Linked DNA regions of Mus musculus: regions 1, 2, 3, 4, 5 and 6 are each linked to region 7. A link is a loop called in an ENCODE intact Hi-C map of the cell type or tissue named here. Cell type or tissue: left cerebral cortex. All regions are shown on one strand. Region 1 has its middle 23 kb from the start of Gm20751. Region 2 has its middle 8.8 kb from the start of Gm20751. Region 3 has its middle 5.2 kb from the start of Mcur1. Region 4 holds the start of Sirt5 (sirtuin 5). Region 5 overlaps Sirt5 (sirtuin 5). Region 6 overlaps Mcur1 (mitochondrial calcium uniporter regulator 1). Region 7 holds the start of Tbc1d7 (TBC1 domain family, member 7).

Region 1 (4,000 bases), 570 kb before region 7:
CTCGTCAATGCAGATCATGGGCTTTTGGTTATGTGCAGGAAACAAAGAAAGCATGAGAACCATGCGGGATTGGCAGCTTCAGGCCGAGGAGCCAGCTTGCCTAAGTAATGCTGGTGTCTACCCTTTCACTAAGGCTACAGGGTAAGAAAAGGACCTGAGTTCAGAACAGGTCCTCAGCTGACACGTGACCTTCCAGTTCAAACTCCAGAGGATGCTGGAGAAAGACAAACCTGAGAGCATGGGCAGCTTTCAGGACTCTTACTTGTATAGCCAGGGTTGCTTCTCTGGGCATGTTCTAGGAGATGATTTAGTTCAGTGACTATACACTACTGAATTTTCTTAGAGTCACTGCTACAGGGATTCATTAAGCCAAGGTCCATGGACAGGGCATCCAGAAACTAGAACTAGTTGTTCAGTGCGCTGTTATTGTCATTGGCTGAAATGTGTCTCATCACTAGCCTGCCCGCTACTCAAGATTCCTCTGTTGAAAAGCTAACCCTAGTGTTTTTGAGAGATGATTAGATAAGATTTAGATAAGACCTCCCCCCAAGAGGGTGCAGCCCCTGTAAGGATGAAGAAACTCCTGACCTGCCCTCTGTTTGAAGAGTAAGGATGGGGTCAGATACGAGGCAGCCTTCTGAAGGCAGGAAGAGGGCTCTCAGCAGGAAATGAATCTGCTGGCACTTGACATCAGACTTCAGCACTTAGAACCATGGGAAATTATTGCTAAATATTGCACCTCTGCGTCTGTGGATTTTGTTTTTCAGGCAGAACTAAATACACATACAATTATATACACACACACACATATATGTGTGTGTGTGTATTTGTGTGTATGTATATATATAATATATATATATAAACTTACTAACTTTATTTGCATGTCCTTTATACTTCTATGTCCTTTTACACATTTGAAAGGATTGCTCTAGGAACAAATTTACAGATTTCCCCCATAGGATCTACAACAAAGACAACAGGGAGGGTCTTTATTTCCCTGTGTTTGGGTCACATGTCTACATCATGAGAATAGTTTCTGCCCATCCCCCAGGGTGAGGAACACTGTTAATGAGGCTGCAGTTGGTCTGCTTCTTTGGATAGCTCTTCCCATGTAGATCAGCATCCCTGCCGGTCCCTCTCACAGACCCTTCCCTCTGGTTCAGCTGCTATCTGACAAGCATGTGCTGTCTGGAGAAAAGAATGTGTTTGAAGGAGAGGATAGCCAGTCCTGTTTCTGGGAACTTAGCTCCAAATCCTTCAGATTCAACCCTAGTGCGGTCACTTAAACTTAGAGAGACTGAGAAAGGGGGGGGATCCTCATTAGGTTTCAGGACAGTCTGACCTACAGAGTGAATTCTAGGCCAGCCAGGGTTACATGAAAACGTGTGTGTATGTGTGTGTGTTATTTGCATATATTTGCATATAGCTGTTTTGTTTGCATATGCATGAATATATATGTGTGTGTATATATATATACACACACACACAAAAACTAGGTCTTAACAGCAGTAACCTTTGCTTGAACTATCACAATAATTGACCCTTTGCAGGACCCTCCTCCAGGTTGACATCTGGTAAAAGGGAAAGTTAATGTTGATTCTTAACAAACCTCTGGGCCTATTTGTGAGGGAAACTCTTTATTCGGTTAGCTGAGGTGGGAAGGCCCATTGTAAGTATGGGCTGTGCCACTCCGTGAACCAGGGTCCCGGGATAAAAAGGAGAGAGTGAGCAGAGCATCGGCATCTGTCACTGTCCGACTCCTGATGGCAGATGCAGCGTGACCAGCTGCTTCACTTTCTGGCTGTCATGGCTTTTCCCGCCATGATGGACTCTGAGCCAAAATAAAAAGCCCCTCTTCCTCAAGTTGCTCTTGTCAGGGAAGGAAGAAACGAGCCCCCGCATTCCAACCATGCCAGCAGTGCTCACTAATGATTTGAACTTGAAACAGCTGTCAACGCCTTGGTCTTCGGTTCCCTCATCCGGCACGTGGTTAGTTACCATTACAAAGGCTCATTTCCAAAATGTTGACGTCTGGCCTGCACTGTCCTTCACCTTCTCAACTTTTAAGAGTGACCAAATTTGAGCTTTGTCGTTGTAATACTACTGGATGACAACCCACTTTCATAAATGGGAACCTTGGCTTCTAGAAGAGAAAACCTACAAGTTCGAAAGTCACCATTTAATACCGATCTAAGCCGCACAGACCAACAGGGCTCGCTTTTGAACAGGCTTGCTCAGTATGTTTGGCTTGCTTTGTTTGGCTCGATCTGCAGGCTCTGTTTCACTACACCACCGCTAGGTGGCAGGAAAGCGCCACACAGCTCTAGATTTGCCACAGAACCCTAAGAACAGCTGCTTTGTACTGGGTCCTGAGACTGGGGGAGGGGCTCACAATTTTAGCCAGTGATCAACTGTGCTGGAGAAAGAAAGATAGATTTGGGGGTACATTGTAGAGAGGGGACATTGTAGGGAGTTGTATGTTGGGGGACCTGTGTAATTTCTCTTTTCATGCTCTCTCTTTCTCTCTGTCTCTCTCTCTGTCTCTCTGTGTGTCTGTGTGACTCTGTCTCTGTCTCTGTCTCTCTGTCTCTCTGTCTCTCTCTCTCTCTCTCTTTCCAGAATATTTGTAGCACAGATAAAAGTGAATAAGAACATAACTCAAAGCATCCTGAAAGAAAGACCAATAGAAGAAGGTGAGATCAGCTCTTCTTAGCTCCATTACCTTAAGGAATCAACTAATAGCAAAATAAAATGGGTTTTTTATTTTTATTTTTAAAGTATGAGCCAGCTCTGTTTGGGGGAAGCCATTTTTCTTCCCCTAGAACAAGAGGCCTCATGAAGTGTACATAGGGTGTGCTGTGTGGTGGCATAGTCACAGTGACCTTTCTTTTAGGAAAGTTGTTGATGAGTGGAAGTGAGACGTGCTCTAAGTCGGCAGAGTTGTTCCTCACGGAAGTTCTGCTCAGTGCTCTCAACCCGAGTCTGCGACTGCATGCTGGTCTTCTATCCCTGACTCTGGAGACAATCAACTGCACGGAAATTCAAATTTGAATATCAAAAGAAAATGACAGAATCTTCAAATGAGAAAAAAAGAAATATACACTGTACAAAGCCCCTCGCTTTTGTCTGGCATCCTTAGACACAGTGGGGAACGATTGCGTTTCTGTGTGTTTGGGGACGGCAGGATGAAGACCCTGTGTCTGGGGCTCTTTTCTTTAGCAGCTCATCAGAGAGCTAAGGAGTGACAGAAACGCTGCCCTCTGGGAACATCAGGCAGTTGCTGCAATCCCTGTAGATGCTTAGAAGCAAGCGTTTATGGAGCTGCTAAGCAGAGTTTCTTTAATCCCCAATTTCCCTTTTCCGGAACCAGTTGTTGTTGTTGTTGTTGTTGTTGTTGTTGTTGATCCCAGTTCTAGGAGATCTGATGCCCTCTCTTGACCTCCATTGGCTCTGCACTTACTTGGTGCACGTACAAGGGCATTCACACACACACACAGACTCTAAATACATACATACATACATACATACATACATACAAAATTTTTTAAAGAAAAAATTCCAGTGGAAAGCTGGAATGCCATTATCCCGTGACTGCCGTGCAGTTTGTGGGCTGAGACTTGTGCTTATTTTTTGCGACCTGGATAACAGAAGGACGAAGTGTCCTCTGTGCATTTTGTATTCCTCGCTGGTTCTAACTGCGCTATGACACGCTTGTTATTTAGATTTGCTGAAAGTCTACAGAAGTCTTTGAGATGAGATAATTTTATGCAGGAGAGAGCACCAAACTAAATGTAAAACTCTAAGCCTCTTCCAGGTCCTGCAACCTTGTCATGTTACTCTATGGACTACCCTGTCTCCGCCCATGTGTGGAGGGGGATGCTGGTGGTCAGAAGAGCGGGGAGGCAGAGGTGAGTCTGAGGACTGCCTAAGCTACACAGGGACACTGTCTGTCAACAGAATAAATGAGCCACTTTACCACCCTAAATCTCAAGTGTCCTGA
Region 2 (4,000 bases), 550 kb before region 7:
GAAGGAAGAGAGGGAGGGAGAGAGGGAGGGAGGGAGGGAGGGAGGGAAAGAGGAAGGCAAGCCCATTCAATTAGCTAAGTCTAAATGCATCGTCTATGTCATGGTGAATACTGGTTAGCCTTCAGAGATTCAAATCCTGCTCTACTTATCTTTGTTTACTTCCCAATTTGTTGAAGTCTTTGTTGAATTAACTAAAGAATACAGCATAAAAAATTAATTTAAGTCCAGTGAGGTAAGGTCCCTGTAACCAACCATATGTCTATTAACAAGCACACTTCTGGGCTCTGTCTGTCTCCAAGTGGGAGGACCACACGAGAGCGATCCACATGGCCTGGCCCAGAGGTCATGTGATGTTTTCTTCAGGCACAGTGCCACCCTCTGCCTCTCCCCCACTCCATTGCTGGCAGCTCCCCATGCTCTCTCCCACTGAAGTGTCCCCTATGTGTCGAAGACGTTCTTGGCAGGGCCTCCAACCAGAGGAAAAGTTGGCCCTTGTGAAAGATCTATATTAGCTTTCCGGAGAAACAGAGATGTCTGACCGATGGAGAGACCACAGAGACAGCCAGTAATTAATCTTCACGGAGCTTCGGATTCTTGGCACAAGCTTCACGAGCTGGCATTCAGTGTGCATGTTGACAGGACTCCCTGATTCCTCCACACGTTGGATAAAAGGTAGACGACCCTAAGGTGAGAGCAATTAGCACAGTCTACAGCCCGGATCTGCGGGATCCTGAGCACAGGACTTCAAAAGGCCTCAGGTTCCCCAGAGCAGGTGCCGAACAGCAGGAAGGTCAGTACCTGAGCAGACATGGGGATGTCTCTTTCATCAGGTGGCAGAGCCATCTCCCAGCTGACTGTGTGGGGGAAAAGCTACCGTTTGGCTTTAGCATAATAAAGTCCCTTTACTCCTGTATCTTGTGTGTAGTCTTGGGTGGGGAAGGCAGCCAGTGATCAGGGTTCATCCATCTCTTTAATTCTATTCCCTGTCCCAGACCCAGAAAACGGAACTCACAGGAGACAGGACATCGGATCTTTACAGGTGACCCTTATCTCCTAGGCCTATCTGCAAGTACTTCACAGTAGAATAGGCGGGCCAAGATCCCTTAGAGAACAGGGGATGCTGGGACTAGTGACCCAGAACAGGTATATGGTTGGATGTTAAGTCAAAGATGGCGCCTGAGTTCCCAAGGCATTGCTTCCCAATCACATATTATTAGATTAATGTGTTTAGGCTCAAAGGGTTTATCCATTTCATGTGTGTGCTTATGAATGAATGTGCATGTGTGCACCACATGCATGCATGCATGCATGAGGCCTTAAAGATCAGTCAGAAAGAGGCATCAATGGATATGCTGGATCCCGAGGACAGATGGCTGTCAGCTACCACCTGGATTCTGGAACTGAACCTGGGTCTCCTGGAAGGGAAGTAAATCGAGTTTGTTTGTTTGTTTGTTTGTTTTTACCTGCTCAGTCATCTCCTTGGCCACTACAATTAAAAACGTAACAAAACAACACCCATTTCATCTTTTCACCCATTTTTCTAAAAAAGCAAGATTTTCTAGCGTGATGTCGACATAAGCTGTAGACCCAGGTGAGCGCTGAGTACCCACTGATTATCTATGAATGTGGGTCATTATTTTGTCTTTCTTCAGGGAAGTCATTGGGGGCAGGGTCTGTGTTCTGACCACTAGAGGGCAGCTAAGAGCAAGACACGGGTCTGAGATGCAGCATTTAGGAGGAATGACCTCAGGCAGAGCAGAAACAGCCCAGCCCTTGTCAGGTGAGCGAGCCATACACTTCCTCACACACTTCTGAGTAGCCTTTTATTACTAAGTTGACATTATGCCATAAGAACCCGATATGCTAACATAAGAATGCTATGTGAGAACGGAATTCTGAGCAGAGACTTGGTAGTCAAGCTTAAGAGAAGATAGAGATCAGTATGGAAACAAAACCAACACAATTCTCTCGGGGCTTATCTGTGAAGCGGAATAAATCATTCCCCTGCAGAAATCAGAATTCAGTTGCGTCTCACAGCCTGAAGAGAGTTCATTTTGAGCGTGTTCCTGGCTGACCCATCTTACTGAACCACCTGGCGATTTGACCCATGAATCCCTCAGCTGTTGTGGGTGTGCTATGGGTTCCATCATGGTTGTAGTTGGAAAAGCTGATTTTTCACAGGCAGGGAAACTGTTTTTTTTTTCTTTTAACCACCTCTAATCTCCAACAATTAGCCTATGGTGGTCATTTTTGCATTGCTCTAACACACACCCTACGACAGCGATTCTCAACCTTCCTAATGTTCCTCATGTTGTGGTGACCACCCCTCCAACCATAAAATTATTTTTGTTGCTACTTTCACAACTATAGTTTTGCTACTGTTGTGGATCGTAATGTAAATATTTGTGTTTTCCAATGGTCTTAGGCAACTCCTATGGAAGGATCATTCAACCCTGCAAAGAGGTCAGGACCCACAGGTTGAGAACCCCCTGCTCTAAGGTGTCATCTCTCCATCGTTTCAATGTCCCTGCGGTAACTGAGGAGCCTGAGTATCTTCCCAGGCATCTTCACTGGCCTGCCCTTTTCTTGGTGCAAACTGAGTGAATCCCTCAATGGTGGGCACTACCACCTCTCTCCCAGGGTTTCTGCTAGGGGCTTACAGGACCGCAGATGTTGAAAATAAACAAAACAAAACAAAACAACAACAAACCCCACATAGCCTACGTCCACACCAACAATGTTTTTCAAGTACTTGAGTACTTTCTATTGTCCCTGGGCAATGTCACAACAATGGAATTTAAGCATCTTAATTGGCTCTGGGTTTAATTTCAGAATCAAAAAAAAAAAAAAAAATAGGATGTCTGGTTCAATAACCTGAGAAGAGGTTGGCTTAATAGACAGAAATAAAGAACCAGAAAAAAAGCTGATCGTTTCAAAGTCACCGTCCTTTGTAAGGTGGGACAAGGGGACAGAATAACAAGAACAGAGAGACTGGATAACAGGGTTATTTCAGGCCACGTCTTTGTGTATGGATTAAAATTAAAACCAATGTAAATTCATCAGCATGCGGATTGAAACTGACCTGTTTCGGATAGTTGGCTCTTATCTCTCATTTTCCTTGAGAGGTCGGATAAACAGCTTAGTTTCAGCTTGATGATGAAGGCCTTGGGCATGAGTGATTCCATTTTAAATTATAACCCGGTGTGAAGTGGGGGGGAGGGCCTAGGGAAGGAGCTGAGCTCATAGCAATGGCCTCCTGGGATTTCCGCTTAGCATTCTGTGCTGGGTTCTAGCATCTGCACATTATTTATGTTCCCCTCTCCACAACCTAGTTAACAAGGTGGGGACTCATGCCCGTACCATTTTTGATAGGATAGAGACTCAGAGAGTGAAGTCAGGAGAAAGCTTGGGCCTGCGCGGATAGCTCCGCCAGGAAAACACTTGCCATGGAAGCTGGATGACCCGAGTCAGAGCCCCAGAACTGGCATTAACAAGCTCGGTGTGTTTGGGCAGGCAGAGCTCCATGGGTTCAAGGACAGCCTGGTCTACATAGTGAGTTCAAGGACAGCCAGAGCTAAACAGTTTATTCTTGGGAATAAAAAAATAAATAAATAAGCTGGGTGTGGTGACCTTTGCTCATAATCCCAACTCTAGGAGGCAGAGATGCAAGGATCCCTGGAGCACGCTGGCCAGCCTAGGCTACTACACAGTGAGACCAGGCTAGTGAGATGCTCTGCCTCAAGAAGAAAGACAAATGGTTCCTAAGGAACCTGGGTCTCCACACATGCCTGCCCTCTCTCTCTCTCTCTCTTTCTCTTTCTCTCTCTCTCTCTCTCTCTCTCTCTCTCTCTCTCTCTCTCTCTCTCACACACACACACACACACACACACACACACACACACACACACACACACACAGAGCAAGAGAGAGAAGGAAGAGGGAGAGCCTGAGTAAGCCCTCTAGCTTCGCTGGCTTTTATCACCAGTTTCAGAAATGATAT
Region 3 (4,000 bases), 390 kb before region 7:
GGGGATACAGCCTCCGTCCTGTGCCCATGAATCCTGCAGCCTGAGAACGGAAAGCATGAGAGATGCGTCGTTGTTGCTCTTGCAGACGACCGAAGTTCTGTTCCCAGCACCCATGTCAGGTGGCTCGCAGCCATCTGTAGCTCTAGCTCTAAGGTGATCCAATACATCCGGCCTCTTCATGCCCTGCCTCTCCGCACCCCGCCCCTCCTCCCCCCCCCCCCGCACCCCCCCTCCGTGTGAGCTCTCATGTGCACGCGCGCACACAGATACACATTTTAAAATGATTTTGTTAAAAGAAAAGTGAACGCTAAACAAAACAGATGCGAAGAACAGAAGTTGGAGTCTTTTCAGGACATTGTGGAGCACCGATTCAGGCCTGAACCGTCAATCTCTAATCGTGCTTTGAAAGAGTAAATAAATCCCTACTTATTTAAGCTATCATAGCTCAAGTTATACTGTTATGTGCAACTAAAATGTCTCAAGGAACATTCTAGGAGCTGGGGAGATGGCTGTGAGTGAAACTCTTGCCTTGCAGACGTGAAGCCAGTGTAAATTGCTGCCTGCAGCGGTGTGTAACCCTTTCAGTGAGCACCCTCGCTTACTTATCGGGCCAGGGTCATCCGAGTGAAACCAGGCTCAGATTGGAGGAGCCCCAGCAAGACTGAGGCTGTGACAATTTTATTGAGAGCCATCAGACTTTCTTTCTTTCTTTTTTTTTTTCAGTAACAGAATAAAATGGCAATTGCCAGGATCAACAGTAGCTGTGGTTGCCGGGATACAACAGTTTACAAGCCGTACAAAGGTACAGGACACGAATGGCTAAGACCAACTGTCCTGTCAAGCTTCCGTGCTTCCTTGACTTCCAAGAGAACATACAAAACACACAAAGCTGCCTGAATGTTTCACTGTCTGAGAAAGGGCATCATTGCTCAGGAACCGAAAGACATGTTGTACCCCAAGGAGCCAGGGACTGTAACCTGAAAAACCTATGACGCATGCCTCTCAGCGCAGCTAGGCCAGGCCAACCCCATGGTTCCCTGGACCTATCAACACTGAGATGTGAGGCAGACGCAGGTTGGTCCCTGGAGAACATTGCCCAAAGAGCCTAGCCCACTTGGCAAAGTTTCAAGTCAATGAGAGACCTTGCCTCACACAAAGGACGACTCGCTTCACATTCAGGCACACACATACACATCACCAACATATATGCGCACCCACACACAAACACATATATGCACAAAGACATTTCTGAAGGGTATAATACCCTGTAGAGTTATACGTTTCTTCTTACCTGAGGCTCTTTGAATTCTTATACAGTATAAATCATCAAGCGAGCCTCTATTCACTGAGCGTGTACTGCAGGAGTGATGGACGGCTCATGATCTCAATCTCTTTAAAATAAAACTTGTATCACTCTTGGCAGACTCGGTGTGGGGTCTTTATGGGTGCCCATGCTCTCAAATAACACGGGACAGGCCATTTAATCTTAACTTTTGGAAGTTAGACATTCCCATACCCCAATCTGTTACCAGAGAAGCATAATGAGGCTCCGTGAGCCTATCCAGAAACAAAACTGGGCAAACCTGGATGAAATGGTGTTCCCTGTCTTCAACGAGTTTATCTTTTTCCTCTTGTGGAAACGTGAGCAAGCACACCCTTTTGGAAACATCAAAAGGGAACGATATGTCTTTTAAGTTCGAAATAGTTTAAGCACGGGAACACGGAGAATGTTTAAACACAATGAATTCTTGAGAAATTTTGGAATTACCAGCTGGTGCTGCGGGAAGGAACATGAAGGGAGCTCACAACCAACAGGGGACTTGGCGTCCTGGAGAGTGAGAGAACGCTCCCCCTGGTGGACAGATTTAGGGTTGCAGGGAGAGTGAGGGATGACTAAGACCTTCTTTTGTTTGTGCTATAATTATCCTCGCAAAATTCAAAAGCATCTGGTGGTGTTTTATACCTTATGTAAGTGATGTTTTGGAGAAATCTCATAAATCCACACTGAGTGGCCAGCGGCAAAATGAACACAGGTCTCCAGGATGAAAGCTGCAGTTTCCAGAGGCTTGTGGGATAGCTCAGTTTTTCCAAAATGCTGTCAGTCTTCTAACTCCGAAAGCTCCACATAGAAGAAATTAACCAGCCTCCCTTGGAAAATATTTAGGGTAAAAATTACATGTATACTGTATGCTTTAACTTCCTTTGTCAACTACACTGGCTTTAGAATCACCTAGGACTGTGGTTCTCAACTTTCTTAATACTGTGACCCTTTAATAGAGTTCCTCACGTTATGGTGACCAACCAGAAAATTATTTTCTCTTACCCCTTCCTAACTATAATTTTGCTGCTGCTAATATGCAAGTTATCTGATATGCCACCCCTGAGAAAGGATCGTTCAACCCCTCCAAAGGGGTCCTGACCTACAGATTGAAAACTGCTGACAAACCTTTGGGTGTGTCTGTAAGGGCGTGTCAAGGGTAGATTAATTGTGCTGGAGAGATGGCTCAAAGGTTGAGAGCTATTGCAGAAGACTCAAGTTTGGTTCAGTGGCGCACAACTATCTGTGACTCCAGTTCCAGAGGATGAACGGTCATCAGGCATATGGCTGGTGCACAGACATATATGAAGGCAGAACATCCATACACACTAAATAATAATAATGATGATGAAGAAGAAGATGATGATGATGATTAAAAAAAAAACATATAACAAATGTTCATGGTGCATTACCCGCTTCCTAGCATGTCTGTGATAAAAGGAAGGAAGGAAGACACCAAGCAAGGAAAGGCCAATCAATAGACCACTAGACAAAGCAATAGATCCTTGCCTAACAAAGTATTGATTCCTGGAAGGCCAAGTGTCTATTTTCTCTCTTATCTTTATATCTAATTTGTTGGTCTTGCAGATACAAAGAAAATTAGAGCATTGTTTACAGGTGTGACACATGACATCTTGGCAACATTTCAGTGTTTAGCAAGACATGGCATAGATAGATCATGATCCCAATTTTTTATCTAATTGACTAGAGAGACCACACCACAGACACTCCACACTGAAGCTACAGTATTTCAGTGTAAAAAATTTACCAAGATTGCATGATTTTGGGTTTTGGGGCTTTTTTTGGGGGTGGGGCACGTTGAGGCAGGGTTTCTCTGTGTAGCCCTGGCTGTCCTAGAACTCATGCTGTAGACCAGGCTGGCCTTGAACTCAGAAGTCCACCTGCCTCTGCCTCCAGAGGGCTAGGATCAAAGGCATGACCACTGCCCAAAGGTTGCATGAAATTTTTAAAATATTAAATAGAAATACCAGCTTGGAATAATTTTGATAATTGCAGTTATTTGGTCCTTTAATAAAATGTTTCATAGTTTTAATGGAAATTTATGTAAGTTATTAAAACTATAAATTTAAGTATTTTTATACTTAATATTTTTGATGTAAGTCATTCAAATTGTGTTCAATTTTTTATTCCATAATTTTAAGGAGTTTAAGTAGTTTTCCCTAGTTTAAGAAAATAAATTATGTAAAAAAAAATTTCACACTATAACATAGTGATTTGCTGAAATAAGAGAAAAAATGAATTTATGGAATAGATATAAACACAAAGACTATTTTTATTAACATACTATTAAAATATATATTTTGGAAAACATTATTACCCACACCCACATCCCATCCCTGCAGAGGACCAAATGTGTTCTGTTTCTTATTATCCTATTCATTGTCTTTAACATTGTGATACAGGTTAGTCACGGAATCCAGGGGCTTGTGTGGGTACTTTGTCAGCACGCAACACTGTCTGTCCAGGAAGAGGAGAGAATGCCTTGCCCTTGGTTAATTTGAACCCAGCTACATTGTATTCACACACATTTCTTGAAGTGTTTCTTAAGTCATGGTTCATTCTTCTTTAATTTTTTGTGGTCCATTTAAATTTTATATTTGTCTATTTTTAATTTAATTAATATTCGTTTATTTATTAACTTTTTGAGAGATTTGTTTTAAG
Region 4 (4,000 bases), 190 kb before region 7:
AAGAATTAGGTGTGGGTAGGAAATAGTATATAGGGAGATATGAAGGGAAGCCAGGGTTTCAATATCTATGTGAGTGAATATCTTATGTGGACTGTCAGTGTCTTCCAGGCAGCACAAATCATGGAGAAACTAAAGGGTGTTAGTTGTGAGATGTTTTTATTTAGGTTTATTTGTTTTATGTGTGGGAATGTTTTGCTTTGGTCATCTGATTCTTGAAAAGCAGCAGGCTTTTGGGTTCGTGACTTAGACAGGATTACTGAGTGGTCTGGATTTTTGTCCTCATTCACTGTGGTCACATGGAACCTTACCTGGTGATGGTGTTTTATGGCATGGCTTATATTTAACAGAGCACCAAGGCCTATCAGTGGCAAGAAAGCCACCTACTTTTAGAACTGAGCAGGGTACCTGAGTGGGTATTTCTCAAAGGAAGACACTGGGACCATGGAATGAAGCCACAATGAACTATCAGCACAAATCTGCTGGAATTGGCTAGTTATCAAAAAGACAAAAGCTAACATTAACAAGGATGTGGATGAAAAGGAACTGAGATACTGCGAATGTCAGTTAGCATAGCGGTTTTGGTAATCAATATGGAGATCACTCAACAACTTCAAACCAGAATTAGCACGTACTCTAGCAAGCCCCTCCGAGCTTGTTATGAAGGGATTGAAGGTCAATGTGGGCAGGAGAGAGGTATCTACACTTCGATGTTAATTTTGGTGTTACCCACATGGAAACAATCTAGGTGGCAATCAACAGAGGACTAAGGCAAGTGTAGCCTGTGCACACACAATACAATATTAGAACAAGTTCTCGGGCTGGGGAGATGGCTCAGCGGTTAAGGGCACCGACTGCTCTTCCAAAGGTCCTGGATTCAAATCTCAGCAACCACATGGTGGCTCACAACCATTCGTGAGGAGAACTCCCTCTTCTGGCGTGTCTGAAGACAGCTACAGTGTACTTACATATAATAAATAAATCTTTAAAAAAAAATGACCCTGCTAACCTAAGTGAAATAAGCTAAGCAGAGCAGGGCAGGTGGACCGATTTCACACGAGGAGCATAGAAAGGAACAGAATGGTGGTCACCAGAGGCTGGGTGTGGGGAACAAGATGGGGGCATGGAGATGTCTGTCAAGGGCAAGTTTGACTGGTCTTTTGTAGGGCACAGCAACCAAAGTTGATAATGAAGTGATGCACATTTCAAAACTTTAAAACGAGTGAACTCGTAAGGTTCTTACTAAAAAATTTCGAGATGACAGACACATTAATCAGCTTAGCTATCTCTTCTTATATATAATCCATGCATTTATCAAAAGTCCCCACTGCAGCCCAGCAATATACACTACCAACTGAAATGCAGGAGTAGGCACAGGGCAGAGTGCATGGCAACTGTCCTGCAGAAACGTTCACAGGCCTTCCATAAAGACTTTTTGGACACCAAAAGCTCCCAAATGAGATCAGCACCCCAAGAGTCCCAGGCCTTGACACCAACCCTCTCCGCTCATACCTGCTCAGGGCTACCTGCCTTCTAACCTAAAGGGTACAGCCTGGAACCCAGCTGATCACCTTTCCCAACACGTGCGTGCCCACCCTCCAGCCCCCACCCTCGGAGGGTTTTCGGCCCACCTCTGCAGCTGTCGCTCCTGAGCTCCCATCTTCCCAGAGTTGAAAAGTGCGCTACCCCCAACCCTGCCCCCCTCTCAAAAACTTTGGGGCACCATCCTCCCGGCTCGTGGCTGCGCTTTGACCTTTCCCCCTTTCTCTGCTGCCACGATCACCACATCCTGCCGGCTCCACCTTCAGGTTGTGTCGTGATCCTACCCTTTCTGCACTCCCACCGCCACCACTACAACCCGTCCCTGTCACCTTAGCCAAAGTGCCCTTCCTTCCGGTCACTGCCTTCCCGGGCCCAGCTGCTCCCCTAGGTTTCACTCCTACGCCTGGCCCATCCAGCCAACCACAGCGTCGCCGCCGACCCCACCGGCACCCCATCGCGCATGCGCGGGATGGGGCGCGCGGAGCCGAAACAAAGCCCAGACCCCCACCAGTGCCAGACACGCACCTGCAAAAAGCGGTGGGGACCGTGGAGCAGGAGAGGCCTGGGGCGGGGCGCTCCACGTCCTGGTGCCAAGCCCTGGCTGCAGCGGCCCCTGCCGGAGACCCGGAGCGCGACATACTATTGGTGGGACCACGAGTCAGTGGAAGGAGAGGCGACTTGCATGTGTCTTTGTGACCTTCCAAGGCTCATTCCACTGCCCAAATAGGTCAAGAACTACCTACCGCCTGCTCTGTGGCCTCCTTGAGCACACTGGGGGATGCAATTTCAGCACAGAGCTTAGCAAAATCAGAGTCGATTCCCCTGAAAATCTGTGGCCTGGCGAGTCGGTTCCGGGCTAGCCCAAACTGCTCCAACACAACCTAGAGGTTATGATCACTACTGCTGGTGCAAGATCGACTAGCTTTAGGGACAGACTTCTCTGGTCAGGCTCATCAGCATGGCTTTTCTAATACTTCAATTGGTGATGGAGCCAGGGAACCAGAAAGGGAAATAATCCGAGAATTTGGGAGCAAACAGTTCACATTTATCTTTCCCAGGTTAAAACTCAAATGTCGCTGGGCGTGGTGGCGCACGCCTTTAAACCCAGCACTAGACTAGGGAGGCAGAGGCAGGCGGATTTCTGAGTTTGAGGCCAGCCTGGTCTACAAAGTGAGTTGAGTTCCAGGACAGCCAGGGCTACACAGAGAAACCAAAAAACAAAACAAACAAACAAACAAAAAATCTCTCCTCGCCTCTCCTCTCCCCTCCCCCTCCCCCTCCCCCTCTTCTCTTCTTTTGGTGTTGGAGATGTTGAACCCTGCACCTTTCTCGTGTTATGCAAGCACGCTACCACTGAGCTACATCTCCAGCTCTTCAGTTGCTTTTCATGCTTGTGACAATAACTGCCACACACGTTAATTCTTTACTATCAATACGTGGAGGACAGGGAGAGACATTCAGCTTCTTATTGCATATGTAGCCCTCCATCACCCACGGGGTCTGCCATTTCTTTCTTTCTTTTTTTTTTTAATTAGGTATTTTCCTCATTTACATTTCCAATGCTATCCCAAAAGTCCCCCATACCCCCCCCACTCCCCTACCCACCCACTCCCCCTTTTTGGCCCTGGCGTTCCCCTGTACTGGGGCATATAAAGTTCGCAAGTCCAATGGGCCTCTCTTTCCAGTGATGGCCGACTAGGCCATCTTTTGATACATATGCACCTAGAGACAAGAGCTCCGGGGTACTGGTTAGTTCATATTGTTGTTTGAGACGCTGTATTTCATCAAAGTCCAGGAGACTTCCCCCACATCCCAGCTCTGATGCTCCGGCCACTCTAACCTTTCTTCTAGGCTTGGAAAGGCCACCTTTTCCCAACCTCACCTCACACAAGAGATGGTCTGAAGTGGAAATTTCAGGTAGTGTCATGTGATGCAGACTCACATGGTGTCTTGCTGAGGCAAGATCCATGGAAGGACACCAAGAGCTTTGAAGAGAGTATAAATAGGACTCAACAGAATGGGGTGAGATGCTTGCTTAGCTAGCTTTGCAATGCTTCATTGGTCTCCAGCCTTTGCTGATCTTTGCTTCATTGATGGAGTTACGGCAAAGAACGTTTCCCGGTGTCCCAGCTGATCCAATTTGGTGTAGGCCTGGTGGTTTCTGCTGGATCCTGCTGCCACTGTTGATTTGTGTTTGGTATCCTGACACTACAGAACTATATTGCTGGTGTCCTGACAATAGTGATTGGAATCACCCCCAAAGAACCACTTCTAAACAGGTCCACATCTCCTTGTCTTGTTTGCTATTTTTCTCTCCCCAACCTTTGAACTGTGGGCTAGAAGGAGGGTCAAAGCATTTGAGAACCCTGATTAAAAGTAGGTTTTGAAAAAATCTAAGCTACAATGTTTCCTCGGTATTTTGGAATCAGTGGCCAAAAAAGTGTCCGAGGACAAGAAATGG
Region 5 (4,000 bases), 200 kb before region 7:
GACACTGGAGCAGCCCCAACCCCCACCCCCACCCCCACCCCACCCCCGCCCAAGCTCTTCCTGCCACTGGCTGCTGCTCTCCAGGGATGCCTCTGGGAACCTTCTTTCTTCTTGGACTCTAGAGGCTCTCTATTCCCTTCTCCCCTCCTGGGCGGGAGGAATGCCAGAGCATCCCACAATTTCACCTGCTTCAACCTTTCGGAGGAAGGAAAGGACAGCTGCAAGGCTCGCACTAAGGTGGTTCATTTTGTCTTCATCTAAACAACCAAAATGTCTGAAGCCTGCATCGTGTGCCAGCATTCTGGGGCTGGGAGCATCACAATGGATCCAACACACGGAGTTTGCCGCTCTCTAAAACTAGGGATTTCCAGGATGAGAAAGATGCCTAGGCAGTTAAGAGGGCCCAAGCATAGGGCCAACATTAGGCTATGCACACTCCCCTGTAGCTGCAGCTGCAGTGGACATAATGTCCTCCTCTGTTCTCAGAGGGCGTCATATGCACGTATGTACCACTCCCACCCACATACACACAGCTAAAAATAGAAATGAAATAAACATGTAAGACTATGGATTTTAACGTAACTGAAGAAATAGTGCTATCGTTTGCATCTGCACTATCTTCTCAAGGCCCAGCTGTGGGAGATACGGCTGCCCGCCCGTTTGGTGGAAGCAAAAAGCTGTGAGCCTTTGAGAAGAGAGCTTCGGCCTGATGGGAGAGCTTAGGTCACTGGGGATAAAGCGAAGCATCGTGAGAGGCCCTTGTCGCTTCATCTTTTTTTTTGGTTCTAAGCCATAGCCTTGCTCTGCTTTGTGTTCCCCATGCTCATGGCCATGATGTGTCTTCTCAAGACGGGCCCCAACGCCACAGGGCCAATGGAACATGGACGAAAACTTCCCAAACTTTGAGTTAAAATCAACCTTTTCTCTTTATAAGCCGAACATCTCAGATATCTCTTAAAGAAACAGAGAGGACTTCTATATGTATAGTTTGTGGCTATGTGCATGTAACATGTGCAGATGTGTACATGTGCATGTATATATGTATTGTTTATAAGTACCTGTAGCTATATGTATAGTGTCTGTCTGTCTGTCTGTGTGTGTCTGTGTGTGTGTGTGTGTGTGTGTGTGTGTGTGTGTGTGTGTGTAGCTGTATATAGGTGTGTAGTGGCTATTTATTTATTGATTTGCCAAAAGCTAGAGTCATCTGAGAAGAAAGATCAGTTGAGCAAAGGCCTCCATCAGATTGGCCTGTAGGCAAGTCTGTAGGACATTTTCCTGATTAACAATTGATATGGAAGAGTCCAGCCCACTTGGAGTAGTGGCACCCCTGGGTGGTTGGTACTGGGTGATATAAGAAGCAGCATCCCCCACCCCTCCCTTGGCCTCTGCATCAATTCCTGCCTCCAGGTTTCTGCCTTGGGCTTTTGCTTTGCCTTTCCTCGGTGATGAACTGTGACCTGAGAGTTGTAAGATGAAATGAACCCTTTACTTCCTCAAGTTGCACCATGGTCTTTCAGAAACCTAACCAGGGATAGTATATCACACAGAAATGTCCTGACTTAAAACCATGGTATTGACGGTACAACTTCATCCATCTGCTAAAACTCACTGAACTGTATGCTAAACATGGGTACATTCATCCATGTCTATTTTAACAAACTAATAACCAAATAATAAAACAACAGACCAGCCAAGCAGGACTGGAGAGAGAACTCAGTGGTTAAGAACACTCCTCTTGCAGAGAACCCAAGTTCAGTTCTCAGCATCCACACTAGATGGCTCACAATTGCCTGTACCTCTAGCTTCAGGGGAGCCAGCGCCCTCTTCTGGCTTCCTTGGGAACCCACACATATGTACATATACCTATACACAGATACACACATACACATAAAGAAGATCAAATAAATAATAAAGCTTTTTAATAATAAATTCATTCAACCCCACAGAACTTATGTTGCAGTGTTCTTCATGTCATTGTTTAAACACCAAGCTCTGAGCCTTCAACAAGTTTCACAGAAGTTTTATAGTGTTTAATACTTAACTTCCAATTATCTTCGTATATTTAGCTTTACATCTGAGGACCCAACCTCAGCGTGAAGGGAGTAAACAATTGTCGCGAGGTGAGATCGACCACCCAGAGAGAAAGACGCTCCCTGCGGAGCTGCCTGCAAGCCGTGTAGAGAAGCTCTGGGGTCCTCTGTACCACATAGGACACAGTTTTGGGGTCACACTGGTTGAGGCAAGCTTTCCAGCAATCCAACTGATGAATTATCCCACTCCTTATAAGTAACACCCCCCCACACACACACACACTCATACTCCCGTTAGTAACTACAATAAAAGACTCACTACGTCACCAAATTGGACAGTGGGTACACTCATTACTTTGGTCTGTCAGGGGCTCCCTTTCTGGGGTGAAGTGTGTGTGTGTGTGTGTGTGTGTGTTTCATACACATAAGTATGCAATTGCATACACCTATGAAGCAGAAGTATTCAGGAGCCAGAGACTACTGAGCATCTTCCTATTTTTCTCTGCCTTCTTGCCTTGAGACACAGTCTCTCAGTGAACTAGAAGCTTGCTGTGTAGCCTCGGCAAGCTTTCAGGAGCCTCCTGTCTCCCCTTCCCAGGGCTGGGTTTCATGCATGCGGAGCCGTGCCTGCCCAGCCCTTTCTGTGGGTGCTGGGATTCAGACTGAGGTCCTCAAGCCTGATGCTCACACAAGTGCTTTTCCGTATCGCCCGGCCCCAGATTTGCTCCCGTAGTCATCGGGGATAGAGACTGTGTTGACAGCAAAACCAAGAGGAGAAAATGGTCACTGCCCGTCTCCAGCACGGCCCCTGCGCTTCTGTGTGGATGCTGGATCGGAACTCCGTAAAAGCTTCATTCAGAAAAGCCTTTGGTGTTCTGGAAGCGTTACTAACCTGAGCCTGCCATTTTCTCCAGTAACCTCCAGCGCCTCTGAAAGTGGGAACCCCACTCTCCGCACTAACGCCAGCCCCCGAGATGATGGCTATGTGCTTGGCGTTCGCAAAACACTTCCGAAAGTCTGCCATATCTAAACAGAAAATAAAACCCGTGTCAATCCAGAGTGCCAGCTGGACATTCATATTCCATATCACCTTTGTATGTCATGAACCTTAACACCAGAAAAAAGAAAAAGTATACTGTACAATACTCCAATAGTAAAAGACGGCTCAGCTAATAAGAGCACTCGTTGCTCTTGCAGAGAACGGGGGTTCGGTTCCCAACACTTACATGGCAGTTCACAACCATCTGCAACTCCGGATCCAGGGGATCTGGTGCCTTCTTCTGATCTCTGTGGCCAGCAGGCACACACATGCAAACATACGGGCAAACACTCACACATATAAATAAATAAATCTTAAAAAATATATATATTTTGGATATTCCAATAAAAAGTATTCCTCAGGGCTGGCGAGATGACTCAGAGGAAAGGCATTGTCACCAAGCCTTGATGACCTGAGTTCAATCTCTGGAAGCCACGTGGTTTTAGGAGATGGGACTTCTACAAGTTGTCCTTTGACCTTGAGACACACCATGGCACACACATGTCCCTCTCCCTTAAATAAATAAATATAAACGTTTTTTAAAAACATTTCCTGCATCATGAAGATACAAGCTTATACACTTGATGGGTGGGTGCGTGGCAGCCTCTCCAGGAAACGAGAGCTTTGGGCACTCATTGGCTCAGCATCTCAGCTTCACTTCGATACCTCCTTGTGATCTACTATACTTAGTCTTTCTATACACAGTTCCCTGGGCTGCTTGGTGTGCATAGCCTGTTGTAGAGCACAGATGTAGAGATTTAAAAGGTTCATGGATCCAAATTTCCTGTGGAAAGTCAAGATAACGCCTTTGTGTTTATGACCAGGCTGAACTGAGGCCAGGTAGGTACCAAATATCTAAAATTCTCGTCCTAGTCGCGTGCCCTGTGGAAATCACGCTAAAGCCCTCTCAGCACCGTGGCCCATGGAGACG
Region 6 (4,000 bases), 370 kb before region 7:
CAGAGTAAAAGAACTGGTATGTTCCTTTATTAAAAGTAAATCATTAATTTATTTCTTTTTAGACTGGAATGCTTGTTGAAGTCTTACTCTTATATGCAAGACACAAATATCATTAGACACTTGTAAGAGTTCACAACTTGATTTTAAATTCTAATTGCATTCTAGATCAGGACTTAAATTTAGTTTCACAAGTAACATTTAAATTAAAACGTCAAACAGAATTTGAAACTTTTATTTCAAAGATAATAGAGTGTATGTTACACAGATGTTTATAAGACAGTTACACTCAGTCGTAATCTATTAAATGCTGATTTAATCCCCACAGCCCTAACTGAAGTTAGCTGATTTTATGACTTAGGTAATATTACCATCATATTACATTCTACATTGAACTTTGATAAAGCTTATTTCTACATTGTCTTTTAAATGATATGAGTAGTTGTGTGTTTCAATAGATAGATGTTGCGTTATTCTGGTGGGGTTGGTTGGTTGGTTTTTGTTTTGTTTAGCTTTTTCGCAGTTCTGAGACTCAGACTCTAGGCTTCATACTTTCTACTGTGATACCAGTGACACAGAACCCCCGACCCCTCACCCCCCCCACACACACTCTCTTTCCCTGGGCTACAGTACCCCTCCACACTCTATTGACTTTTTATTCCTGTCTGAGTTCTCCCATCTTCTTGCTCAGACCCTCCTTAGCTTGAGTAACATTAAAGGTACCTTTGTTACTTGTGGCGTAAGAAGGCTAGGGCGTGTGGAGCGTTTTTTTTTTTGTTTGTTTGTTTGTTTGTTTTTTTTTTTTTTTTTTTTTTTTTGCAGTAGCAAGACACGGCTCCCATGCAGAGGAAACCGCACAGCTCTTCCTGCTCTGGTCACTGCTGAGTTCGTCTTCAGTCCTTATGTCCCAGTGATGCCTGAAGCTAGAACTCAGACAAGTGTGTGATCGCATCTGAACTGCCTTGCATTTCAGCGGTTACACTGAGCTTTGTTACCCGGAATAATGGCTGTCTCTAACGTGATGCTGTGGGGTCCCAAGGATCTAGTCACGTAGCCTATAGAAAGCTTCCGTGAACTCCTTGACTAGTGTCTAAAAGAGAAACTCTTTGCTAGGTTTTGCTGTAATTCACTTGGTTTAGGAAGGTAGTGACGTGGTTGTGCAGAACCGGGGTGGAAAGAAATATATCTCAGAGACTGGGAGAGCTCCAGGGAGTAGAGATGCATAAAAAGTAGAGGATTTACCAAGGGAGGGAGCCGGCATCAGTGCCCTGAAGCACAAGGCAGGGCTGCGTGGCACCACTAATAAATGTCTGAGCTCCGTAATGCAGACGCAGACAAGGGATTGGAATTCTTTATCTTTTTGGTAAATTAGGACTAAGGTTGTGACTCGGTGGAAGAGCACTTAACTGGGCATGTGCAGAGCTCTGGGCTTGATACTCAACACAGCCAACAAAAAAATAGGCTGTGGTAATATTTACAGCAGATTTCTACAGCTGGTCCAGAGGTCCAGGAGATAGAGCCACAGATATGTGGTTTTTTTTCAATTGTGACATTGTGGAGATGTAGGCCTTTCTTTTCCCTGAGTATTTGCTGCACACTGCACTCTGCCCTCTGCTGGTGATCTGAGGAATTGCACTGATCTGAAACCCAACTTATGTAATCAGCTAGGTTCCTTGGTCACGGGCTGGTCCTTAGTTCAGGGTTCCAGAGTTCGGGGGCGTGTTTTTACTTCTGACCACTGCATTTTTCCATTGATTGCTCCAGTAGTTTGAAGACAATATTTTATAGGTATAAATTTTTAGGTACTTGAAGGGCATCTAACATTTTTCCTGATAACATTGTTGTCTTTAAACTACAGGTTGTACAGGTTGCCCTTTGCTAAGTTAGATACTAATGCTCATTACTATGGAAACATGTCTGATTTTTATTTTATTGTCAACAGAGCAGTACTAAGTTTTTTTTCCTAGCATTAATAGCTAACAGCTTTCAGGGACGTTGGGCTGCGGTTTCCCACAGCAGAGATTCTTTTGAGTGTTGTTAAGACAGCCTGGGAAGCCTTGCTGGGTCTCGTGCATCCATGTTATTCTTTACAGCAGTAATATATCTTGTTACAGAGTTATATTTCTTGAGCTATTTTTTCCCAATATTATACTGCTTCTATAAATGTCAGTGATGTCTGTCATACTTGTAGTTATGGGAGTATCATTCCTAAATTAAATGGTGCCCCTCCCCTTTATCAGCCCTTCCAAACCCGAAGGCACATAGATCTACACCCATATTCATGGGACTCAAGAAATGCTGTTCTAATCGTAGGCAGGACCCAGTGATGTCACAGCCAAGAGATTTTAAAAAAATAAAATAAAACAAGAAAGAGAGAAGAGAAGTGGAAAGGGGCCACACACCACACCATCAATGCCTTGGTTTCTTTCTGGTGCTGTGAGAAACACCATAACCAAAGGCAGCCTGGGGAGGACAGGGTTTATTTCCGTTTACAGCCTGTAGTCACCATCGGAGGAAGTCGGGGCAGAGACCTGGAGGCAGGAGCTGATGCGGAGGCCATGGAGGGATGCTGCTTACTGGCTTGTTCCCCATGGCTTGCTCAGCTTGCTTTCTTAGAGAACCCAACCATCAACACAGTGAACTGGGCCTTCCACATCAATCATGAAAACGCCCCCCAGGCCAGCCTGGTGAGCCATTCTCACAACGGAGGATCCGTCTTCCCAATGACTCTAGCTGTGCCCGGGTGATATTAAGCCAGCCACACAGTCAGTGAATATAAGAAGCTTAAACTTCAGAGAAAGAGCAGGCGGGCAACAGTGATCAGGGTGTCGGTCTCCTGTTAGATGTTCCAGGACACAGTGAGGACTGCGTGTTTAAGGCACCGGAAGGAATGGATGAGACTCTAAGCATGCCGCATGTTTGTTTCAGTACTCGCTGAACGAGAAGAAGATGCTGGAACTGAGGACTGAAATAGTGTCGCTGGTAAGGACTTAGGTTGGATTTTCTGCTACTGTTTTCGTCTTTGCCTCTCCCTGTGCTTAGTTTTTAACCAACGTCTGGCATGTCACAGGACGATGTGCACATTTAGTTGGGGATCTTTTTCTTTGTAAAATATATGCATGAGTTACCAGTTACCATGAATAACAATTTTATGTGCATAATTTAGTATCATGTTTTAAAGATGCGTGTGTGTGTGTGTGTGTGTGTGTCTGTGTGTGTGTGTGTTTCTTTCTGTATATATTACATAGCTTAGCAGGAGAGTGTGTCTGTAGCTTATGGGATGGGTGATACCCATATTGTGTTGCCTGGGGCCTGTGCTTCCAGATCATCTGTAAGACAAGAGGACCTTTCTCTGGAATGGCTTCATTTCCTCATTATTTGCCCACATTGGTATCCATAAGAAACTACTTGTGCTTGAATTTTTAGTAAAATATTCTCAGTGTTTATACGCATCAGGATAACAGCCAGGGTCAGTGCCCACTGAGGGTTAGATGTGCTGCCTGGAGTTGCCTTATGTTTGGAGAAGGACATAAATCAGCCCCTGGTAGCTGTGCCTCATGTTAATAAAATACTTGATGTCTGACCTGTGCGAGAAGACAGCCTGGAACAATGTGACTAGAAATAGTATCAAGACAGCACTGTCGCTGTCAGATCTAAGGCCGTGTTCATGTGTCGGCAGAACTTTTGAGTCCACCGTCCCCTTCAGGGGCTAGCCAGGGACCACACATCAGTACCATCAAGGCCAGTCTGGCCTCCTAACGCCACAGCAGCTTAAGCAGTCTCTGGTTCTCAAAACCTTTTTCATGGAGGTCATCACCCTTGAGTCTCTGGATAGCTCTTACAGGGCAAGACCAGTGATGGGCTGTTGGTTTGTTTCATTTCTAATCCCCTTTTTCCAAACAGAACAAAACTGAGACAGGGGACATTAAGGGCCCTGGGCAGTGCACTGTGACCTGAGGACATCAGAGCCAAGACTAAGTCCCAGCTCCAATTCTCAAACCAG
Region 7 (4,000 bases):
ATTTCCCGCCAAGAAAATCAAGAGCACTGTATCTTTCCCCCTCTGATTTGTGTCTTCCTTGAAAAAAATTCAGCTCATGTCCTCTTTATAAATGCAATATTTCTAAATTTCCATTCCACATCCCTAAATAACATCTATAAGAAACCAAACCAGTCTTTCGTGAACTCCCTATGTGACGTAGGCTGCCCTTAACCTGTGACGACTCTGTTGCTTACCTTCTGAGTGCTGATCTCTGATTGCATTTTAATTTTGATGATCCCGAGAGTCAACTAAGCAGCTCTTCCCTGTTCATGAGACTGTGCTGGGCTGCAGGTGGTCTCCGTGGTAGAGCGCTTGACTAGCATGCACCAGGTCTTGGATTCTAGAACTGAAAGCCAGTGTCATTTGTTTTTTGAGACAAGGTTTTTCTGCATAGCCTTGACTGTCTTGGAACTTGCTCTGTAGACCAGGCTGGCCTCAAACTCAGAGATCTGCCTGCCTCTGCCTACCAAGTGCTGAGATTAAAGGTGTAGGCCAACACTGTGCTCAAACAACCAATTGTTATGGGTTTATTTTTTTTCATGAAAGCATATATAAAGATATGTATGTATATATGCATGTATGTATCTCCTATGAATTTTTACTTCTCTATACACTCTCAACAACAGGGCTTTTTGTCTGATCCTGAGACCAATGATGATCCATCACCTACTAGAAAACTGAAATAATAGACACACAAAACATAAACTCCCAATTTTGGTTACTATATGTCAATAGACATAAAATAATTGTCAAACTGCTATAAAAGACCTCCATGCCTACTCTAAAAGGCCATCCTTGCCCCACAGACTGGTTCACGGCCCATTCTTTAAATACCACTGAACTGGGTCATCAGCAGTAAGTACAGCCTTGCACTACCTGCTAGGTCCACGAGGAGAGCACACAGGACAATGGTTCCGTAAGATTATATGTGTGGTGGCGCATGCTCATAATCCTGGCACTTGGAGGAAGGCTGAGATAGAAAGACCACAAGTTTGAGGCCAGCCTGGTCTACAGAGTTAAGGTGCTTAGAAAAACAGATTATGTGGCCCAGTTACATCTTAATTATCTTATTTTGTTTAGTATGCTCTATATTTTCCCAACTTCAAAATGTCTATTGAGGCATCATTCCTCAGAATGTATTTCAGCTAATCAACACGAACCGTATCTTACAGTTTCCAGTTGAAGATCAAACACCCATCTCTACCCTACCTCCAATCTCAAAAATCCCCTCTGCACAAAAGGCTCCACCTTTCCAGGTCTGAAACCTCCCCTAGACCATACCTCCAACTGTGGGGTAAACATCCACACACATGAGCCTCTCGGGGACATTCTGTGTCCTTTCTGCTTGGTGAACAGAGGTCCTTTTATGCTTTGTTCAGGAACTTCTACCTGCAAGGTGAGGACGGACCTGTGGCCTACTGGGTTGGTGGAGACAAAATCCCCAGCCTGCCTTGGCAGTTTGGTTTTCCCCTTTACAGGACAATGTGCCGCCTATCTGAACTCACTGCTGTTGCTGCCCTCTGCTGTTTCTATTGAGAATTACAGGGTACTGGGTTCCTGGGGCTGCCGGGCTGGTAAAATGCCACGTTTGTGGTGGGGATCCCTGACGTGCATTCTGCTTAAGATTTGATTAAGCATCCTAGAATTCATTTTCGAGGCACCTTCACACCTCCGCCCTTCACTTTGACATGGACATACAACCCGCAGCAGCTTCTGGGTGCTGCTTGCAAATGCAACCACATAGAGCCCAGCCTTCCCACAACTGAATGTTAACAGTCAATTCTCAAACCGTTTTACTTTCTCCTTTTGTTTGTGCCCCATGACATGCCCAGACTGGAGTGGAGTCTCAAATATGCTATGACTTCCATTTCATACACACATGTCCAGGTTGTCATTTCCTGCCATTATGATTTAGTGAGTACTTTAAAAAGTGGCAATTGGCGTGGACCCAGGCCCTTTTGTATGCTATCTGAGGGTTTCTATTGCGGTGATGAAACAGCCTGACCAAAAAGCAAGTTGGGGAGGAAAGGGTTTATGAGGCTTACACTTCAACAGACCTGTTCATCACTGGAGGAAGTCAGGACAGGAACTCAAATAGGGTAGGAACCCAGAGGTAGGAGCTGGTGCGGAGGCCATGGAGGGATGCTGCTTACTGCCTTGCTCCCCATGACTTGCTCAGCCTGCTTTCTTACAGAACCCGGGGCCACCACAATAGGCTGGACCCTCCATCAATCACTAATTAAGAAAAAGCTGGGTCTCATGGAGGTGTCTTCTCATTTGAGGCTTCCTCCTTTCAGTCACTCTAGCTTGTGTCAGGTTGAGGTAAGATTAGCCAGCTCAGCATGTGACTTCACCACTAGCTGCACTCACTCACAGCCTTAAAAATCCCTAACTCTCCGGCCCAGGTACTGCTTTCTCTGCAGTAATTTCCCAACACTCATGGGGACAGCGCCTCACTGCGGCCGTGTTACCTCCTTGGCTTGTTACTGTGATAAAAATACTTGAAGAGACCTCGGGAGGAAGGGCTTACAATGTGAGTGAGCCAGATTGGCACTAACAATCCAAAAAACGAATCAGTAGTCCGTCCCAGACAGCTATATCTTCCTAATAGTTCCCTAATTCAGTCCTTGCTTCCAACTCAGTGCCACCTGGGGATGGACAAAGAACATGCTCTCCGTGACAAATCACACAGGATGCCCCAGTTCTGTCCAGCGGCTCGCAGCTTCCCCAAGCAAGCAGCCTTAACTGACTGCGCGCTTGGCATTCTAGGTCTGAGTAGCTGCCAAAAGGCAAATGGCAGCAACTGCCCCTTTGCACAGTAAACGATGAACAAATGGTTTTGCTTATCCCTCCTTGATCATTGGGGGACCAATAAGTTTTTGTTTTTAAGTTTTAAATATTTGTGTATAAAGGTTTTGTCTGCGTGCATGAGCACCATGCGCGTGCCCCGTACTGGCAGAAATCAGAAGGGGTAGTTTGGAATTCCTGCAACTGGAGTTATTGATGGTTGTGAATCACCACGTGAGTGCTGGGATTTGAACCCGGGTTCTGTACAAAAGCCGTAAGTGCTCTTAATTGTCGAGCTATCTCTCCTGCCCATCACTCAGTTTTTAATAGCTGAGGACTTAACTGATTTGCTTTCTCATGGTCACTTGGAACGTTTGGAAGAAGAAGTGCAGCCCAATCGATTAGCAAAGGCTCGTTTCCGATTTTCCACCGGGCGAGGTGGAAGAAACACCGCCTGAGGGATCCCGGTTTCCACGGGGCAGAAGAGTGCCCTAAGCAAGCACTCTGAACGAAGGGGAGACGATCACCAGGGTTTCGGGATCGAGGTGAGAGGGACAGACGTGGATACTCAAGGGCGCACAGACTCGGCCGCTACCACCTCTCAGGGCTTCAGCTTCACCCGGTTAACATCCACGTGTGGGTGGGACTCCCAGCAGATGTCCTCTGCGCACGCGCATCCGGGGCGACGTCACGTCCGGCGGCGGGAGTTAGAGGCGGAGAGGGCCGGGCCGGGTGTCTCATGGCATCGCTCCCCTCGCTCGCTCGGCCCTGACGCTTATGGTTCCGTCTGCCTGCCGGTAGCACAGCGTTGCCGGGCCGGTTCTCCGCCGCCTCCCGGATCTCTGAGTCTGAGCCGGGTGTGTTTGCTCTACTCGAGGTGAAGCGTGCATACCGGGAGAGCGGGGCCTGGGGCTTCACTGGGTTGTGGGCACCTTTCCCGCAGGTGGAGTCACCTGGGCAAGATTTGACAGCGCATCTTTCAGGGCGACTCCTGTGCCATCACAGTGCAGTCCCAGGAATGCTGTCGATAGACGACAGGGGCAGCGAATGCTTAAAAATACAAAAACCAAAAGAGCCCTCAAACTACAGATTGCATTTTAATCTTTGGGTTTTTTTTTTTTAACAGCTATGAAGAGGCCGTGGAACTCTTTAAAGGCAATTCTAAATTCTAAATAGCTTTTTTCAAAAATGA

The links. A loop is a pair of places that touch in the nucleus more often than their neighbours do. Peaks named below come from ENCODE experiments on the same cell type or tissue, not always from the same donor. Only the 100,000 strongest peaks of a DNase experiment are listed, where the experiment ranks them.
Region 1: it touches region 7 in a loop (9-fold over the local background); 24 of 42 quality-filtered maps call a loop at or near these places.
Region 2: a loop joins it to region 7, with 7 times the contacts of the local background. A loop is called at or near these places in 24 of 42 quality-filtered maps.
Region 3: a loop joins it to region 7, with 3 times the contacts of the local background. A loop is called at or near these places in 22 of 42 quality-filtered maps.
Region 4: a loop joins it to region 7, with 2.7 times the contacts of the local background. A loop is called at or near these places in 2 of 42 quality-filtered maps.
Region 5: a loop joins it to region 7, with 2.8 times the contacts of the local background. A loop is called at or near these places in 4 of 42 quality-filtered maps.
Region 6: it touches region 7 in a loop (4-fold over the local background); 17 of 42 quality-filtered maps call a loop at or near these places.

What each region holds. Positions count from the first base shown.
Region 1 is chr13:43,738,132-43,742,131 of GRCm38, reverse strand. No RefSeq gene overlaps it. Among named protein-coding and RNA genes, the nearest start is that of Gm20751, 23 kb to the right of the region's middle. In left cerebral cortex, a CTCF peak has its summit at 2,293 (motif pointing right); a DNase peak (open chromatin) is centred at 2,299.
Region 2 is chr13:43,723,628-43,727,627 of GRCm38, reverse strand. No RefSeq gene overlaps it. Among named protein-coding and RNA genes, the nearest start is that of Gm20751, 8.8 kb to the right of the region's middle. In left cerebral cortex, a CTCF peak has its summit at 1,678 (motif pointing right); DNase peaks (open chromatin) are centred at 419, 916, 1,702 and 1,955.
Region 3 is chr13:43,563,414-43,567,413 of GRCm38, reverse strand. No RefSeq gene overlaps it. Among named protein-coding and RNA genes, the nearest start is that of Mcur1, 5.2 kb to the right of the region's middle. In left cerebral cortex, a CTCF peak has its summit at 1,856 (motif pointing left); a DNase peak (open chromatin) is centred at 1,871; H3K27ac peaks cover 1,239 bases.
Region 4 is chr13:43,363,609-43,367,608 of GRCm38, reverse strand. It overlaps Sirt5 (sirtuin 5), which reads right to left and starts at 2,074. Exons shown (of 9, transcript NM_178848.3): 1 at 2,065-2,074. In left cerebral cortex, CTCF peaks have their summits at 940 (motif pointing left) and 2,147; a DNase peak (open chromatin) is centred at 2,076; H3K4me3 peaks cover 1,259 bases; H3K27ac peaks cover 1,029 bases.
Region 5 is chr13:43,370,888-43,374,887 of GRCm38, reverse strand. Sirt5 (sirtuin 5) reads right to left here. Exons shown (of 9, transcript NM_178848.3): 3 at 2,923-3,056. Among named protein-coding and RNA genes, the nearest start is that of Sirt5, 7.4 kb to the right of the region's middle. In left cerebral cortex, a CTCF peak has its summit at 1,809 (motif pointing left); no DNase peak of the experiment used is centred here.
Region 6 is chr13:43,544,667-43,548,666 of GRCm38, reverse strand. Mcur1 (mitochondrial calcium uniporter regulator 1) reads left to right here. Exons shown (of 9, transcript NM_001081059.3): 6 at 1-16; 7 at 2,926-2,979. Among named protein-coding and RNA genes, the nearest start is that of Mcur1, 14 kb to the left of the region's middle. In left cerebral cortex, a CTCF peak has its summit at 1,618 (motif pointing left); a DNase peak (open chromatin) is centred at 1,626; H3K27ac peaks cover 750 bases.
Region 7 is chr13:43,170,994-43,174,993 of GRCm38, reverse strand. It overlaps Tbc1d7 (TBC1 domain family, member 7), which reads left to right and starts at 3,493. Exons shown (of 8, transcript NM_001252639.1): 1 at 3,493-3,685. Gm40929 (a long non-coding RNA gene) reads right to left here and starts at 3,172. Exons shown (of 4, transcript XR_873309.3): 1 at 3,152-3,172; 2 at 1,303-1,410; 3 at 216-367. In left cerebral cortex, CTCF peaks have their summits at 1,556 (motif pointing left) and 2,463; DNase peaks (open chromatin) are centred at 1,541, 2,512 and 3,507; H3K4me3 peaks cover 1,267 bases; H3K27ac peaks cover 1,086 bases.